Regions from separate parts of the Homo sapiens genome. Here all the other regions are linked to region 2. A link is a contact called in ENCODE Hi-C or POLR2A ChIA-PET data. All regions are on one chromosome and are shown on one strand. Each heading gives the region's core, a stretch centred on a gene start or an enhancer-like site at or near the end of the contact. The rest is flanking DNA. Distances are from core to core; before and after follow the strand shown. Region 1 overlaps NMT1 (N-myristoyltransferase 1). Region 2 overlaps ADAM11 (ADAM metallopeptidase domain 11). Region 3 holds the start of GRN (granulin precursor).

The links. A loop is a pair of places that touch in the nucleus more often than their neighbours do. ChIA-PET counts read pairs that join two places held with the same protein, here RNA polymerase II (POLR2A). Pooled maps may share reads with other maps.
Region 1: a pooled map shows a loop between it and region 2 (2.8-fold over the local background). The contact joins two enhancer-like sites. A Hi-C loop is called at or near these places in 2 of 168 maps with a recorded cell type or tissue (CD4-positive, alpha-beta memory T cell and naive thymus-derived CD4-positive, alpha-beta T cell), 3 of 37 single-sample maps with no recorded cell type and 14 of 50 pooled maps. POLR2A ChIA-PET finds 5 or more read pairs at or near these places in 9 of 52 experiments (CD4-positive, alpha-beta T cell, CD4-positive, alpha-beta memory T cell, HCT116 and 5 more).
Region 3: a loop to region 2 is called in a pooled map, with 17 times the contacts of the local background. The contact joins the promoter of GRN here to the enhancer-like site in region 2. A Hi-C loop is called at or near these places in 4 of 50 pooled maps. POLR2A ChIA-PET finds 5 or more read pairs at or near these places in 2 of 52 experiments (HEK293 and PC-9).

What each region holds. Positions count from the first base shown.
Region 1 is chr17:45,076,535-45,079,234 of GRCh38, forward strand. The region is part of intron 1 of NMT1 (N-myristoyltransferase 1); the gene reads left to right. Among named protein-coding and RNA genes, the nearest start is that of NMT1, 17 kb to the left of the region's middle. Within about 2 kb of position 1,302, at least 3 of the 41 ENCODE cell types and tissues checked have a DNase peak (open chromatin) inside an H3K27ac peak, as active enhancers do.
Region 2 is chr17:44,775,046-44,777,745 of GRCh38, forward strand. ADAM11 (ADAM metallopeptidase domain 11) reads left to right here. Exons shown (of 27, transcript NM_002390.6): 15 at 167-266; 16 at 349-420; 17 at 539-631; 18 at 1,082-1,162; 19 at 1,700-1,750; 20 at 1,854-1,917; 21 at 2,121-2,220; 22 at 2,437-2,556; 23 at 2,650-2,700. Among named protein-coding and RNA genes, the nearest start is that of ADAM11, 17 kb to the left of the region's middle. RefSeq lists a silencer at 846-1,165 and an enhancer at 1,003-1,503. Within about 2 kb of position 1,371, at least 9 of the 41 ENCODE cell types and tissues checked have a DNase peak (open chromatin) inside an H3K27ac peak, as active enhancers do.
Region 3 is chr17:44,343,926-44,346,625 of GRCh38, forward strand. It overlaps GRN (granulin precursor), which reads left to right and starts at 1,377. Exons shown (of 13, transcript NM_002087.4): 1 at 1,377-1,409. RefSeq lists enhancers at 1-348, 1,500-1,649.

The DNA.
Region 1 (2,700 bases), core at 52-2,551, 300 kb after region 2:
AGGTCAGGAGTTTGAGACCAGACTGACCAACTTGGTGAGACCCTGTCTCTACTAAAAATACAAAAATTAGCTGGGTGTGATGGCACATGCTTATAATCCCAACTACTTGGGAAGCTGAGGCAGGAGAATCCCTTGAACCTAGGAGGCGGAGGCTGCAGTGAGCTGAGATCGTGCCATTGCACTCCAGCCTGGGCAACAAGAGTGAAACTCTGTCTCAAAAAAAAAAAAAGAAAAGAAAAAACAACTTCCCTGTGTTCTTCAGCCGTGTGCTTGATGTACAAGTTGAAACAGGATTTTTGCTCAGTAACTGGCTGCTTGTACAAATTCAAGCCAATATAAAGAAAATGAAATTTGCTCTCTGATTTTAGTTTCGGTCTTGGAGATTTCTAGATACTTGTATTGGCAATGCATAAAGCAGAACAAGAGTTCAGCCCAAGATCCTTCCACAAAAATTGGGTTCATGAGGTGATAGCTACATGGAAGTATCTCCGCTAAATAGGAAGAACAAAGGCAGGAAGGTAGTTTTTACAGTGATTTTGCATATTTGTAAAGACTTTTAAAGTTGGAAGAAGTAATTATTTTCCCCATGTGAAATTATGTTTAGTAAGTATCCAGTTGGTTAATCTACAGCAGTTCTTCACCTTACCTTTTTGATTCTTTCTTTTGTAGAATTATAAAAAGTTATTCTTATGGTAATTCATATTACCATAATTTGTTCCATAAGCTGTTATGGAACCAGCTAATTTGTGGTTATGGACCAGATAATTTGTTCCATAAGCTGTTATGAATAAGAATTTATATTATAAATTGTATCCAACAATGGGACACTGCTTTGTCTCCTAATATCAGCCAGGTCTTGTTTGTTTGTTTTTTGAGATGGAGTTTTGATCTTCTTACCCAGGCTGTAGTATAGTGGTGCAATCTTGGCTTACCACAATCTTCACCTCCCAGGTTCAAGTGATTCTCCTGCCTCAGCCTCCCGAGTAGCTGGGATTACAGGCATGTGCCACCACGCCCGGCTAATTTTGTATTTTTAGTAGAGACAGGGTTTCTCCTTATTGGTCAGGCTGGTCTCGAACTCCCGACCTCAGGTGATCCGCCTGCCTTGGCCTCCCAAAGTGCTGAGATTACAGGCGTGAGCCACCGCACCCAGCCTATGAGCCAGTTTTTAAATCTTATAATGCTTCACGTAATCCTGAGACTGAAGTGAAAATATCTGGAGTAGGAAAACCACAGAGTTGTCCTAGGCTGCAGATGGTCCTGTGTGCAATAACAAAATTGAGTTACTAAGAAGAAGAAGTTATCTTTAGGCCATAAATGACTTTATGGTTTCTGTTGTTTGCCATGGCCTTGGGGGTTTTGCTGAGCATCTGGTTTTAAGGAAGTTACCTTATTTCCCCTTTGAATGTTCTCAGTCTTCCTTCCATGTTAATGCCTTCTGGGTCTCATTAATATCATACCAAGTAGGTGTACTTGCATCTAGACTTCATGACCTTATGCTTGGACTAAAGGAACCTTCAGACTTAACTGGATCTCTCCCTGTCACAGTCTTTCTGCATCAGGGGCACTGAGAGGCCCGGCCAGATGGAAGCTGTGGGAGGCAAGAGTGGACAGCGTAAGTGGGAAATGAGGGTGATAGGCCTAGGGAAAAATTGGGCTTGATACCTTCCAAGTTAAGAAGCCGCTGTTACTCTAGGATTTCAAGCATGGGGGGGACACATGGAAAGCCATTTTCACAGAGGTGAGTCCCACAGCTATATAGAGTTCAGGTGATGCAGAAAGATTGTGAAGGCAAAGAGATCCAGAAAAGGCTGGAGGTAACTTAAGTCCAAGGGTAAGGTCATGAAGTCTGGATGTGAGCATTCCTCCCAGGAACAGGAAGAGATAGGAGAATCTGAAGACATTCTGTGAAGAGAATTGGCAGCATGTGATTTCAGATCACTTTCTCCCTGTATATATATATATACACAGTATCTGTCTGTGAGATGATAGTAATATTCATAATAACTCCGAGGCATTTTGAGACCCTGAAGTCTTTCTGAATTATAAATTGTATTTAACATAATGTTAATGGAAAATTGTATTTTATATTGTTTTAATTCTTGGGGGTTTTGGTGTTTTTTTGTTTGTTTGTTTGTTTGTTTTGAGACAGTGTCTGGCTGTATTGCCCAGGCTGGAGTATAGTTGTGCGATTTTAGCTCACTGCAGGCTCCTCCTCCCAGGCTTCAAGCCAACCTCTCAACTCAGCCTCCCCAGTAGTTGGGACTACAAGTGTGCACCACCACACCTGGCTAATTTTTGGATTTGTGTTAGAGACGGGGTTTCGCCATGTTGCCCAGGCTGGTCTCAAACTCCTGAGCTCAAGTGATCCGCCTGCCTTTTCCTCCCAAAGTGTTGGGATTACAGGCATGACCCACCATGCTGGACCTTTCAATTATTTGAAAATTGATTGTCTAAAATATACAGTTAAAATTACCTCTGTGTTTAGCTGATTCTACAGATTAGGATTCACTGTACTCAGGTTGGACTCCTAATTTTGACTTTTCTTTTTTTCTTTTCTTTTCTTTTTCTTTTTTTTTTTTTCCCCAAGATGGAGTCTTGCTCTGTCGCCCAGAGCTGGAGTGCAATGGCATGATATTGGCTCACTGCAACCACAGCCTCCCGGGTTCAAGCAGTTCTCCTGCCTCAGCCTCCCAAGTA
Region 2 (2,700 bases), core at 121-2,620:
GGAGCGACAGGGACAGGCGGGAGGATTCTGGTGCAATCCCGGGGCAGATCCTCCGCCTCCTCGCGATGGTGACGAAGTCCCCCAGTGTACCCCCTCCCCAGCCTTGAGAGGGGTGAGGGTGGGTTGGAGGGGAGCAGCCAGCAGCACCTCCCCTCGCCCTATCCAGGTTCTACCTGCCCCGCAAGTTCTCGCGCTGTAGCATCGACGAGTACAACCAGTTTCTGCAGGAGGGTGGTGGCAGCTGCCTCTTCAACAAGCCCCTCAAGGTACCAGCCCCGCGGCGGGGAGCATGGGAGCGGGCCCTGGGCGGGGTCCGGGCCAGACTCCCGACCTGTCCTCCCGGTCCAGCTCCTGGACCCCCCAGAGTGCGGGAACGGCTTCGTGGAGGCAGGGGAGGAGTGCGACTGCGGCTCGGTGCAGGTGAGCGGTGGTGCGGGCGCCAGGTGGGGAACCGGGATGCGGGGGTGGGCACGAGGGAGCGTCTGAGTGGGAGGATTAGGGCTCGCCCGCCTCCTTCCCCTCCTCCCGCGTCCCTCAGGAGTGCAGCCGCGCAGGTGGCAACTGCTGCAAGAAATGCACCCTGACTCACGACGCCATGTGCAGCGACGGGCTCTGCTGTCGCCGCTGCAAGGTAAGCAGGACCGGCCGGGAGGCGGGGCCAGGACGCAGGAGGAGCGATTGGAGGCCTTCATATAAGGGGTGGGAGCTAGGGAGGGAAGCGGAGCCTTCGGGGACGAAGGCCTCTGGGGCAGGGCTTGATGCGAAGACAGCGCCAATGGGGAGCAAGGGGCGGGGCTGAAGGATGTTGAAGGCGGGGCTACGAGGAGCGGGAAGGGAAGGCTGCCCAGAATCAAGGAGGGGCGGGAAGGTGGGCGGGCTTGGGGGCGGTGCTGAGTGCGCTGGGAGCGAGGTGGGGAGCGTTCAAGAGGTGGTGGGAGCAGGGAAATAAGAACAGGCCTGAAACGGGGCCCTGGGGAGCTGGAGGGCCCGGGGATGTGGGGGTCCAGAGAGCGAGGGGCCTGGGGAGGGCAGGGCCGAGGCATCCATCCTGCCTGACTCGAGGAGCGCGTCTCTTCCCTAGTACGAACCACGGGGTGTGTCCTGCCGAGAGGCCGTGAACGAGTGCGACATCGCGGAGACCTGCACCGGGGACTCTAGCCAGGTCCGCCCGGCCCCGCCGTCTTGTGGAGCCCTGGGCGAGGCAACCCCTACCCTTGTCGATTTGGTTTTCCCGGACGAGTGCTCAGCACTCCCCTCCTCTCCACAGCTGGCATCGACCTCCACTGATCAGACTGTTTTCTTATCTGAGAAAGGGGTTCTTCATGCTCCTGGCCTTGTTCCTTCAATCATTAAACCAGAATGTATCGTCTGGCTGGTATTCCCAGCGCCTGGCCCGGTGCCTGGTGTAGGTTAGGGATCAGAGTAGACGATAATATTAGTTAACATCTATTACAACCTAATTACATGCCAGGCATTTATCTCCCAGCCCTACGAGGGAGGGAGGCTGGAGCGGCTCTGGGGCTTGCAAATCCGTGTGGTCTGGGTCCAGAACCAGACAGATCGCTTGTCCTAGGCGTGGAAGAGCCCTGTGGCATGAGCCCCCAATGGGGGGCACTTGGTACCCCAGCATTCCTCCCTGGGGCAGCCCTCAGCTCCAGTCCTGGGACTGCTCCGCTCAACCCCACCCCTCTCTCCACAGTGCCCGCCTAACCTGCACAAGCTGGACGGTTACTACTGTGACCATGAGCAGGTATGATGGCTGCCCCCTGAGCCTGGGATTCAGGGCAGTCTCTTGTCTCCACTCTGACCACTCAGCATCTCCATCCCTTGCCTCTTAATTCTTGGACTCTCAGGGCCGCTGCTACGGAGGTCGCTGCAAAACCCGGGACCGGCAGTGCCAGGTTCTTTGGGGCCATGGTGAGTCTGGCTAGGGCTGGGAGTGGGGACTCCGGAGGACCCAGAGCTGAGAAGCTGGGGAGAGTGGGTTCCAGCTGAACAGGCCCCCAAGTGTGTAGCTCCCCAGGATCTCAGGGACCCAGGCAGAGTGTGGGAGATGCAGGCCTGAGGTCTTGGGGTGGGTCCTGGGGCGCGTGGGGTCACTTGGCATCCTCTCCCCACAGCGGCTGCTGATCGCTTCTGCTACGAGAAGCTGAATGTGGAGGGGACGGAGCGTGGGAGCTGTGGGCGCAAGGGATCTGGCTGGGTCCAGTGCAGTAAGCAGTGAGTACTGAGGCTCCCAGAGGGCCTCTCAGCTCCAGGGCAGGTGTGAGACTTTTCAGAGATGGGGCAGCAGGTTCTCCCAGGAGGAGCCTGTCAGTCCCAATGGGCGGGCACGTGGCAAATGAGGTGGCAGGGTGCAGGGTGAGGGCAGATTAGAGTTCAGTAGTTGAGTCTGAGGTCAAACTTGGGGCTCACTGTCTCTATATGCCCCAACAGGGACGTGCTGTGTGGCTTCCTCCTCTGTGTCAACATCTCTGGAGCTCCTCGGCTAGGGGACCTGGTGGGAGACATCAGTAGTGTCACCTTCTACCACCAGGGCAAGGAGCTGGACTGCAGGTGCTGGCCAGGACCAAGACTAGGGAGGGGAGGTTGCAGCTGTGCTGGGGGTTAGGAGACAGGGGGCTGAGGCTGGCTGTGTCACTTCCCCAGGGGAGGCCACGTGCAGCTGGCGGACGGCTCTGACCTGAGCTATGTGGAGGA
Region 3 (2,700 bases), core at 127-2,626, 430 kb before region 2:
CATATCAATTCCTCGAAGGCAGGGCCGATCTGGAGACTAGGAAGCCACTTCTCTTTCGACAGCCCCCACCACAGCCCAGCCCGTGCCAGGCACCCAGCAGCTCCTGAAGCCCACTGGCATTGAACATGGCATTCAATCCCTGCCAAGCCTGCCCTTCCCATCTGGTTTCCCAGGGCTCTTCCCAACACCTCCTCCTCCACCTGCCAGTTAAAATCTTCCCAGACTCAGCTCAAGGAGATGCTCCTAAGGTGGAATGAAATCTCTTCTTCCCCACCTGGAGACAATCTACTTCCTCTCCCTACACCTGGCAACTGGCGCACAACCTTGTATCTTAAATTAGATTCAGCCTGAGACTGTCTCCCACCAATCCCTGCTCCCTGTCCTGCTGAGCACCTTGAGGAAAGGGCTTTGGGGCTGTTTATCTTTGTCCTGGAAACCATCCTTCAACTCACTCTGGGGCCTGCCTAGCATGTCAACCGAGTTTGGAGAATAGGGCAGAATAGGGCAGGACAGGACAGGACAAGACAGGGCAGGATAGGATAGGAGCGAGCCAGCTCAGTAGCTCACATTTGTAATCCCAGCGCCTTGGGGGGCTGCGGTAGGAGAATCGCTTTGGGAGCAGGAGTTGCAGGCCGCAGTGAGCTATGATCAGCTTGGGCGACTGAGCGAGACCCTGTCTCTAAAACAAACACACAAGTCCGGGCGCGGTGGCTCATGCCTGTAATCTTAGCACTTTGGGAGGCCGAGGTGGGCGGATCACGAGGTCAAGAAATCGAGACCATCCTGGCCAACATGGTGAAACCCCGTCTCTACTAAAAATACAAAAATTAGCTGGGCGTGGTGGTGCGCGCCTGTAGTCCCAGCTACTCGGGAGGCTGAGGCAGGAGAATCGCTTGAACCCGGGAGGCAGAGGTTGCAGTGAGCCGAGATCGTGCCACTGCACTCCAGCCTGGCGACAGAGTGAGACTCCGTCTCAGAACAAACAAACAAAAGGATAGAAAGGCGAGCACAAATATTCCCAATTCATAACACTCCCTCGCACTGTCAATGCCCCAGACACGCGCTATCATCTCTAGCAAACTCCCCCAGGCGCCTGCAGGATGGGTTAAGGAAGGCGACGAGCACCAGCTGCCCTGCTGAGGCTGTCCCGACGTCACATGATTCTCCAATCACATGATCCCTAGAAATGGGGTGTGGGGCGAGAGGAAGCAGGGAGGAGAGTGATTTGAGTAGAAAAGAAACACAGCATTCCAGGCTGGCCCCACCTCTATATTGATAAGTAGCCAATGGGAGCGGGTAGCCCTGATCCCTGGCCAATGGAAACTGAGGTAGGCGGGTCATCGCGCTGGGGTCTGTAGTCTGAGCGCTACCCGGTTGCTGCTGCCCAAGGACCGCGGAGTCGGACGCAGGTAGGAGAGCGGCCGCGCAGACCTCTCGCCTGCTCCTGCCCAGGGGCCCGCCAGGGCCATGTGAGCTTGAGGTTCCCCTGGAGTCTCAGCCGGAGACAACAGAAGAACCGCTTACTGAAACTCCTTGGGGGTTCTGATACACTAGGGGGAGTTTTATGGGAAAGAGGAAGCAGTAATTGCAGTGACGCCCCGTTAGAAGGGGCTTTCTACCTCCCCAGCATTCCCCCAAAGCAGGGACCACACCATTCTTGACCCAGCTCCACCCCTGTCGGTAGGTGCTGGCTTCTTCCCCTCTCCTGGTGGTGGTGGGTGGTTCCCGCGGCGGCCTGGAGCCGGAGGGGCGCGCGACCCTGGGCTGGGAGCTCCGAGGGCCTGGGAACGAGACCTGAGACCTTGGCTTCTCGAAGGTAGTAGGGACTTGGGAGTGGTGACTGAACCTGGTCTGGCTCCTCCTTACTTCCTCTTGTTGCGGGTGGGACGAGCTAGCTTCCGCCTCTCCCAGCCACTTTTTCCTGCTCATTTGCAGCTAGGTTGGCTCCCCTTTTGGGAATTTCCTCTCCCCTTGGCACTCGGAGTTGGGGGGTGCCACCTAGTGGAAGATAACGGAGCTAGGGTCTTGAAGAGGCTGCTGTCCCCTCTGGCTGTTTTGGCGGTGTAGGGTGGCATGAGAGACTGCGACTCGCCTCCTCATCCCTGTTTCTGTATGCGAGTGCTTGTATTCAGTAGAAGCATACACTATACTCCCTCAATTTAGGGTAAACAGGAGGGGCCACATGCACAGGTAATTCACCAGGGAGCCGAACACTCCTGTGCAGACAGACTCCCCTTCCCAGCAAGCCATGGCAGCGGACAGCCTGCTGAGAACACCCAGGAAGCAGGCGGTGCCAGCTGCAGGTGCTTTGCCTGGGAGCTGTGGGGCTGAGGAGAGGGTCCACTGTCCAGGACCAGTGAACTTCATCCTTATCTGTCCAGGAGGTGGCCTCTTGGGGATGCTGAGTTAGGGGAGGGGCACTTGAGGAAAGCCAGGTGGAGCAGAGAGGATGTGAGTGACTGGGTGGGTGAGATTTCCTGCCCCTCCCCCCGCAGTGGTATCCACACCTAGACTCGTGGGGTAACTGAGGCACAGACAGAGAGCAACTTCTCAGGCCCTCACAGTTGGCAATTCTAGGATTAGGACCCAAGTGCGATTTTCAGGCAGTCCCTGTACCCTGTTTCTGTTGTACCTGTTGCACCATTCCCAGGCACTGCCCATCGTGCCACTAGTGATATGAACCCAGGTCCAATACGCTCT